Linked DNA regions of Homo sapiens: region 1 is linked to region 2. Evidence: chromatin contacts called from ENCODE Hi-C or POLR2A ChIA-PET data. All regions are on one chromosome and are shown on one strand. Each heading gives the region's core, a stretch centred on a gene start or an enhancer-like site at or near the end of the contact. The rest is flanking DNA. Distances are from core to core; before and after follow the strand shown.

Region 1 (4,271 bases), core at 1,352-3,851, 180 kb before region 2:
CAAATATATTTTAAACTACCTAAGAGAAGGGCTTATAACGACCATTGTTTAAGAACTTATCTCCAAGATCCTCATATGGCACTATAGTTAGACTATCACTCCTCTGAGGAGTTGTAAAAAAGTAGATATACCTTTGAAACTTCAGGTCTAGTCCTCTGGTCATCTTCCATAGCGCTAAATGACTTGTTTTCTTCAGTCTTCATGGAATTCATGATGAGTTCAAAGAGAATGTAACTAACTTCTACTACTCGATAAGATGGAGAAACAAGGATTGAATTTATTCTGCCACCTGAAATGTCTAAAAAAACCAAAAAAACAAGATCTATGAAATAACCACTTTCAAACACTGGAGATCAGGTGGTGTGGGACCTCATCTCTGATATCTGAGAAGAAAATCATATGAGGTAAGCCCTATGGCTATTTAGCTTACTGTATGGAGTTTCCAAGGCATATCTTAGGAAGGAGAAACAGGCAGAGTCTAGTAGTTTCCCTGATTTGAGAAGACAAGCAAGGAGTTTTGGGAGGCCAAGATGACTGGAGCTTGTATGACAGAGTACTAGGGAGAAGACAGCCACAGGAGCACACAGTATGAGAGATCTGCAGTGGGTATCCCTTGAGATTTCAGCTTGGTCAATGCATGAGTGGAACGAAACTGTTGAAAAGGAACAGGAAAAGAAGTACCCAAAAGAAGCAGATGTAACAATTTCTGAGGCTCATACAGGACTGTGTATAATTTCAATTCCCAAAAATCCGACTAGAAAACTTCATAATTCATGAAGTATCAGGGAGACTACTCTGCAAGGTATTTCTTCCGCAGTAGGACAAAATTAGCCCTAGTTCTGCTCCCACCTAATAAATAAAAGCAAGCTTCGAAAGTATAAAATGGTTTCCATGTAAAATATGAACATACTAGAACAAAGCTCAAGAATATTGATAGGAATGTAAAAATTTCTGGCACCCAAAGTTGTGAAATTAACAAAGCTTGATATCTAATAAAAAAATCAGCAGGCACTTAAAAAGTGGATAAATATGACCCATAATGACTAGAAATATCAGTGAATAGAGACAGGTCCAGAAGTGAGAGAGAAGATAGAACTAGCAGTCAGAAACATTAAAAGTCATTACCTTGAATTTCTGGCCAAAATGGAGTAACAGGGACTGGATTTCCCCCTAGTATGAAAACAAAACAAAACAAAAAAGAGCAAAACATATGAAACAATGGTTTGCAAGGAACTGGACATTATGCAATTAAGGACAGTGACAATTGAAATGTATCCTATAATCCACTTTAGCAGACTACCTTGAGGAATTCCAGGCCAGTGTGGCAAGGAAGGGCAGCAAGACAAAACCAGTAGGAATTCCAGATTTAAGGAGACAAAGCTGAGAGACTAAGGTGACAAGAGGTCACAGGCCAAAGACATGGTGGGAGACCTGCACAGAGAGGGAACTCTGGATATATGAAGAGGGTTCCCCTAAAGCATTCAGCTGTGTACTGATCAGAGCAGCAGCTGAGAAAACTTTCCAAGGCCAGGAAAGAACCACCCTAAAACTGTCATAGTCTAACTTTCCACCAACCCTCTCCCTGTAACCCTTTTAGGGATCCCCATTTCCTCATTTCTAGATTAAGGACTTTGGCTCAGATGAAACTTTTATTGTTCGTGTGAATTGGTTCCTCTAAGCTTTTTAAAAAGGATTCCAGATCCCACCCTCACAGACTCTGATTCAGTATGTCGGGGTGTGGCTATGGAATCTGCATTTTTACCTGCCTCACTCCACAACCCCCGCCTCAAAGGCGCACCAAGTTCTTTGAACAGCTGCCTCTGTCACCGCAGGATGACCTCAATGCTTTCCTAAAGCCCCAGAACCTATGAAGGTAACCTGTGCTTGAAGCTGTGCTTGCTTACAGAAACAGAGACTGGATGTCAGTAACCACCGTGCTACAAGATGGGAAACGAACTTAGAAGCGCTACCCTAACCTGAATCCTTGCTGATTACCATACCTCAATCTGTGCCTCGGGGAGAAACGCAGCTTGCTAGGCACATGTAGTGTTGGGTGGCAACAGAAAATAGGAGACTGCCACACTCAGCTGTTTCTGGAAAGCCCCGTCTCTTTCCAGAAATCCTTGCTTTCCAACTACCTGCCCTAAAAGACCTTAAGAAGCACCCTCACACTACACTCCAGGCACTTTGAGCAGGAGCTCTCCTACTCCATTCCTTGATCAGTGAATAGTTTCTGCTCTGCTTAACCGAACCTGGTCTCCTTCTATGGGCGCGAACGGCACCGGGCAGGGAAAGGACCCACCAGGGTCAAACGACCCTCTCGAGATTCAGGAACACCCAGATGATCTCTAAGTATCTCTTCAGGAGTACAACTCTTGGCCTTTGAAGCTGAGACAGGGGGAAGGGAATTACAACGGGCGGCTGCCCAGCTCCCCATCCAAAACCCCCTTGACTTTGGGCTGAGGTCCTTCTGCCTACTGCCCTTGTCAGCCATCCCCCTAAGAACTCCAGGTCCGACCCGGGAAAAGAAAAACCACTCACAGAACCGGAGAGTCTGTCCACACGGTGCAAGTGCCCGTCAGTGCCCGCCGCTCTGGATTTGCAGGTGCTGGAAAGACTGCTCTTTTATATCTCTCAGCTGAACTTTTCCCGCCTAGAAGGGCTCGCCCGTGCGCGGCAGGAGCCTGGGAACTGACACTCTCGCTGGCCAATGGACGAAGAGTCTCTGGAGGCTGTTTTTCTCTCATTGGATGTAAATGACTCATCTCTCATCCACTGTGGAAGCCAATTATCATCACTCCAGACAGTGATTGAAGGGAAGGACCGGATGAGCGCGCAGCGCGCGCAGGTGGGTCTGAAGGCCGGGCCGAGGGTACTGCGCGCCAACCCGCCCACCCTCCCTATTTGTCTGGATGACCCTTCCCGGTCTCAGTGATCCCCTCCCCGGCACCACTCAGTCCACGGCCAGTTCCCGTGTCCCAGGATAAACTAAGCAATCACCGCCCTGCTCTTTCCCGCTCATGGGCGTCCCCTGTCTCCCAGTGGAGGCTAGGGAGGAGCTGCGCGGTAGCTGGGCGGAGTGGGAGGTGCCTGGAGGTTTCGCGCTTTCTCCGACTTTTGATTGCCAGCGCGCTGGCGGGAGCCGCGCGCTGGCGGCAGCTGCAGGGCGAATAGCCCGCCAAGTTGCTTAGGTGTGTGGCAGTTGCTGCCTTTCTGCAGCGGCGGGGTGGGCGACGGTGGCGGGATGAGCATCCAGGCGGGATCCTTTGGCGGCAGCAGCAGAGAGAGCTCCACCCGGATAATGCAGAGGCCCAGGCTCCAGCGGACTTCAAGTCCCAGAGCAGGCTGCACCCGCGTCTGCGTGAAATCTAAAGGGACTTGGCCTGATCACAAATGAGCTAACTTCGCGGCGGGGCTGGCGAACACAGACAATGCCAGCCTGGAGGAGGCAGTGGCCAGCACTGCTTAGGCCTCGTTCCCAGGACGCGCATTACTGAGTGCTGTACTTTACCCTTTGGATGAAGGCTCCAGAGTACGACCTCCCCAAACTGATATCAAAGAAGTGCTTTGCATGGGGCTTGAGAAAACATCTTACTGTTTAAGAAAAGAACGTCTTACTGTCTGAGAAGCTGAATAGAATGAGATGCCATCAGTATTGGGTGTTATTTTTCAGAAGTTGCTCAAAGAAGGAGAGAAGATGGTTAAGTGGGGATGGAGACAATTATTTTGTAACTCATAGAAGGACAGATGTTTATGTAACAGTTGATAGTTTTGGTGGAATAATCATGAGCATGTTTCTGAAATTAATATAAAATATACAGAGACCCCTAAAATCACTGCTTAAATTACACGGGTCTTGAGGTGTTCGGAAAGAGCAAACTTTGGAAGTATAATTGTAAAAATAATGTCATACAGACAAAGAGAAGAGAAAACTTAACGACAGCTTTCTTAAATCGCTGTTATTCTTGAATCATCTGAAAGCAGTACACGTGCCTGGCACCAATATACATCAGAGAGTAAATCATTGCACAAGGAGACTTGATCTTCTTTTTTTGTAGAATCTGGAGGAAACAAATCTATGAAAAGCAAGAGATGGTAGAGAATGGTGTTGTCGAAATTGCCTGACATCATTGGAGATAGAGAATTTGCCCTGGTAAAAGGTGCTCCTCAGGGAGGAGCATCTGCACATTCCATTAGCATAAAGCCCCTGGTGGGCCATATGAAGAAGTCTGGATTTTGCTATAAATGTGAAATTTATTTTAAATGGAGGA
Region 2 (4,496 bases), core at 1,862-4,361:
GTAGTCTAATAGAGACCACATAATCCAATCACTGGATCTAGGTTTACTGGCACTCAAAGAGCTCAGGTTACTCTGTGTATTTGTTAAAGAACTTTTACAGCCTCAATTAAGTTTACTCTGGTGCACACTCTGTGTACTCTTTTTCTGACTTCGGCAATTGCTGGACCAACGTACACATCCTGTTTTTATTACACATATTCAAGCCCACAGCTCACTGCCTGGCCCATTGGCTTATGTCAATGAACGAGCAGACCTTCAGGTGATGACATCACTGCTAGGCCTAGCCACCCAATCGCATCAATTTTTCCACCAAAATTGGAGAAACTTATCTAAACAATTTCAACTTACTCAGAGGCTGGCTACAACAATTATCCTACAATGTCCAGATTGCCAGCTCACAGGCACGTCCCCTCCTTCAACAAGTGTTAACCCTAGAGGATTGGAACCTAAGCAGTTATGGCAAACATATTACACACATGCCTAAATTTGGAAAACTAAGATATGTGTGTGTATCCATTGATAATAACACTCATTTAATTAATGCACATGCTCTGCCTGTAGAGTCTACTCAAGATGTCATTAAACATCTTTTAACTTTTGCATTTATAGGATAGCCCACAAAGATTAAAGCTGATAATGGACCAGCTTATGCCAGCTGACAATTTCAACAATTTTATCACACGTGGAATATTCAACATTCCACAGGCATCCCATATAACTCCAAAGGTCAAGCAATAGTAAAAAATCAGAAAAAGGGGAATATAGGTAAAGACCCTGCAACACTACTGGCACAAACCTTGTTTACCCATAATTTTCTAAATTCAGATGACAAATTTCAATCAGCTGTAGAAAAACACTTTGCTAAAACCTCTCAAGGCATAAAACCAGCAGTTTTATGGAAAAATGTGAACAGTAATAAATGGTGTGGTCCAAATAAATTATTAACATGAGAAAGAATGTGTGCATATGTCCACCCCTAGAAAGAGAAATAAAGGGAAAGAATGATTTAAAAAGAAACTAGAAGAAACAGATCAGAAAGAGACACAAAAAGAAAGACTAAGGAAAGAAAGTGGGAAGAAGGAAAAGGAAATATTTAAAAAGTTATTAATATAAGAATGCACCCTTAGTAAGGAAGATTACAAAACAGAGTTAAAAAGTTAAGGCATGTCAAAAATTGTCTGTGAAAGTCGTGAAGAATGTTATAAAAGGGATTCATGCAGGAAATGTATAATTTTTGTTTTGAAAGTCTAAGCAAGTTGTAAAATGTTAATTGTAAAAAATTCTATATGTAAACATATTGGCTAAATTTAAAAAAGTATCCAGTTTTTTTCTGTAAACTAGACATTAAAATGAAGCACAAGTTTTTCTTGAAGTACTATCCTGCTCTTTAAAGATTATAAAGATCTCTTAGCACAGGTACCACCCCTAGAATTTCCAGTACACCAGCACCAGCCTGGAGACTGTATCCTCATCCAAGGATGGAAAGAAAAAAAACTCAAGCCAGCCTAGGAAAAACCCTAAGGACCCACAGCCTCAACAATGTGGCTTCCAGGAACAGCACAGGCCTCACACATTATGCTAAGGAAGCAGAAGGCTAAGCCAAATAATTTACTCATTTTTAATTCTCTCACTTTGCCTATTACCTATACCTGCTACACTCTATTAAGCTCATCTTCTGAATCTGCCTTTTGTCAGCCCTTTTACTTAAACAAATACTCCCTTTCCAGCTTCTAATGACATAACTGCTTGGCTGGAAGGAGTTAACATACCCTCAGTGGGGTTCCTTAGCAACAGTACTCACCAAACTAAGATGCCAGGTAACACTACCGGTCACTCTTAGACTGGAAACAAATGTTGCTAATTGTACTCATAATTGTCTTGTATTATTTGCTAATTCTAGGATGCAAAGCCGGAATAAGAGCAGTGACCACCTCACCTGACAATCCTATGGCTGTACATATCTGCAATCTGAAATCAAAAAGACATGATACCGAAAACAAAAACGGGGAAATGTTGGGATTCACTCAGAATGGTGCCAGAAATATTAAAGGGAAACATTAGGGAAAGCAACAGGGAATAGTTTACAAACCTTTTTGGAAGGCCAAAATGTTACATAGCTTGTAATAATTAAACAGGCTGAAGGCAGCTGGTTCTTACCTTAGAGCATTAGGTCATAGGGTAAATACTAGGGACAATAGAGGCTTCCCCGGTTAAGTCTGATTACCCTACCTCCACTAACTAATCTTTGAGCCAGATGGCCCTCTCAGGGTGAGATTGACCAAAGATATTGCCCCCTAATGGAATTTACTTTAAACCATGGTACCTGAGTTTTAATCGTTAGTAGAACTACAATCAACCATGTTAATTATCCATAAGTGTGTTTATTCAAAGCTTCTGTTGTTAATTCTATACAAAATAAATGCCTGGAGTGCAAGCTGCTCAGGGCCAGCCACAGTGACAAACCTCTCTTGGTGTGCAGGCGGTCGGACACTCAGCAGGACTGGCAAAACAGAGTATCAGTGTCTCAGCGTACGAGTTATTCATAGGTCGTTTGGGTCAGGGTCTGTGGACAGACCCCACAGCTAATGCCATCTTGTGAGAAGCAATACCTCACTGGATGTTTTGGCCAGTGAAATTAAAAAAAGAGAAAGAAATAAAAGGGCTTCTGGATAAGAAAGAAATTAGTACAATTATCTTAATTCACAGGTGACAGGTAATCTATGTAGAAAACTCTGACAAGATATGCCAGACTTTTGTCTTAAAATATATTGTAAGAATTTAAACAAGACCTGGCTGCCTTCCCCACTTCAGGTTCTCCTGAGTCATCAAAGACAGCCTTGAGGAGCCTCCTGGGAGCCAAGGGGAGGGGCAGGCTGGCAAGGAGAGGGATGCCCCAGATCTGAAGGAGTGAGGCAGAACAGGATCTGGAGGCAGGGAACCTAAGGATGATTCACACTCACTTCCTAGAACTCAATCAAAAGGAAAATCCCACCTCTCCACAATCAAGTAACAAAAGGATCAGAGGTTACTCCCTTTGCAAATCATGCCACCAATTCCCGCTTTCCACTGCATTGCAGATGAAAAAGGGAAAGTACCTCTGTTTGGTCCCCTCCCGCAACCATTCAAACTGGTTGCGGGCCACTACTTCATTTCCGTAAGGTGTAAACAAAGTAACCAATGAGAAACCTCTAGAGGGCGTTTAAACCCCAGACTATCTGGCTCATTCAGAAAAGCAGGCAGCTCCCCTGTGACTTTACCCAAAGTCATTCAAAGCAATTGCACGTAGTTTGTTTTCCCTCTAGAGTGAGAAAGAAGGAAGGAAGTTTACAATTCTACGTGCATCTCACATTGAGATGTTCACCTGATTCTATCACTGCCTCAGAGACCTGGTAAAAATCCTGGGGATTGACAAATGGAGAAATGGATGCCCAAGTTCAGAAGGGATTCGGTCTGAAGCAAAAGTCTGAGCAAGTGTGCTGTGCCATAACTGGGAGGAAATAGGAAGAAAATTATTGAGACCCACCCCATTAGAATGCACGTTAAAAAATTTTAAGAAAGGCTATGTGAGGAATTATGGAGTCAAGGTAACCCCTCAGATGTTAAGAACTCTCTGTGAAATAGTATGACTCTCTTTTAGTGTTGGCTGGCTGGCTGAAGGCACTATAGATAGGGAAACAATTGGCCATGTATTTAAGGTGATGACCACGGTTGGAGGACAGTCAGGGCATCCAGACAAATTCTCCTATATCGATTTATGGCTAAATAGAATTCAAATTCAACCAGCATGGCTGCAAACCTGTCTGGCAGCATACTGTAAAATGCTTGTAGCTCAAGCCAAACCCAAAGTGAAAGAAAAATCAACGGCATAGGAAGGTAAAGAGACAAAGGCAAAGTCACAGGAAAGGCAAGAAAAGCCAGTTTTGCAGTCACCTCACGTGTTCCAATCTACCACCCTTTACCAAGGCTAACTTCCCCTGAGGAGTCAAGCTCAAATGGATACATGTCCCCAGTCTCACCGGAGAGGGAGGAATTGGAGCTTCAGGAAGTTAAAGGAGAAGGCCCAGAACATCAGGCAGGCCATCTCTGGTCTGGCTGCACCTGAGTTATGCAAATGCCTCTCAGGGAAAGAAGAGGACCCACCTATTATAATGAGCATGGCCACATCCAGGGAGGAGAACAAACCTTCATTTACCAGTTTTTTTGAACCACTGGTCTCCTAAACTGGTAGCATCATACTCCCTCTGACACAGAGAAGCCCTAGGCCCTTATAGATGTAATGCAGTTTATCTTCCTAACGCACCATCCAACTGGGCCAGACTGAAACAGCTCAACCTGATGCTATTTAACACTGAGGAGCGCCAGAGAGTAACCCAGGCAGCCCTCCATTGGCCAGAAGCCAATGCACCTGCAGGCACAGTTGATGCCCAGGCATATACACAGGGCCAATTTCTTGAAGAGGATCACCACTGGGATCCAAATGATGCAACCCAGTTTCA

Evidence for each region. Hi-C counts contacts between places; a loop is a spot of excess contacts on that map. ChIA-PET counts read pairs that join two places held with the same protein, here RNA polymerase II (POLR2A). Pooled maps may share reads with other maps.
Region 1: a pooled map shows a loop between it and region 2 (8-fold over the local background). The contact joins the promoter of FAM111B here to the enhancer-like site in region 2. A Hi-C loop is called at or near these places in 7 of 50 pooled maps. POLR2A ChIA-PET finds 5 or more read pairs at or near these places in 5 of 52 experiments (Caco-2, H1 and WTC11).

What each region holds. Positions count from the first base shown.
Region 1 is chr11:59,105,567-59,109,837 of GRCh38, reverse strand. It overlaps FAM111B (FAM111 trypsin like peptidase B), which reads right to left and starts at 2,601. Exons shown (of 4, transcript NM_198947.4): 1 at 2,542-2,601; 2 at 1,126-1,170; 3 at 132-298. The coding sequence starts at 212. It overlaps LOC105369315 (a long non-coding RNA gene), which reads left to right and starts at 3,113. Exons shown (of 3, transcript XR_007062680.1): 1 at 3,113-4,271. RefSeq lists enhancers at 1,433-1,482, 2,623-2,712.
Region 2 is chr11:58,922,080-58,926,575 of GRCh38, reverse strand. It overlaps a transcript of GLYATL1 not described here. Among named protein-coding and RNA genes, the nearest start is that of GLYATL1, 15 kb to the left of the region's middle. Within about 2 kb of position 3,111, at least 2 of the 41 ENCODE cell types and tissues checked have a DNase peak (open chromatin) inside an H3K27ac peak, as active enhancers do.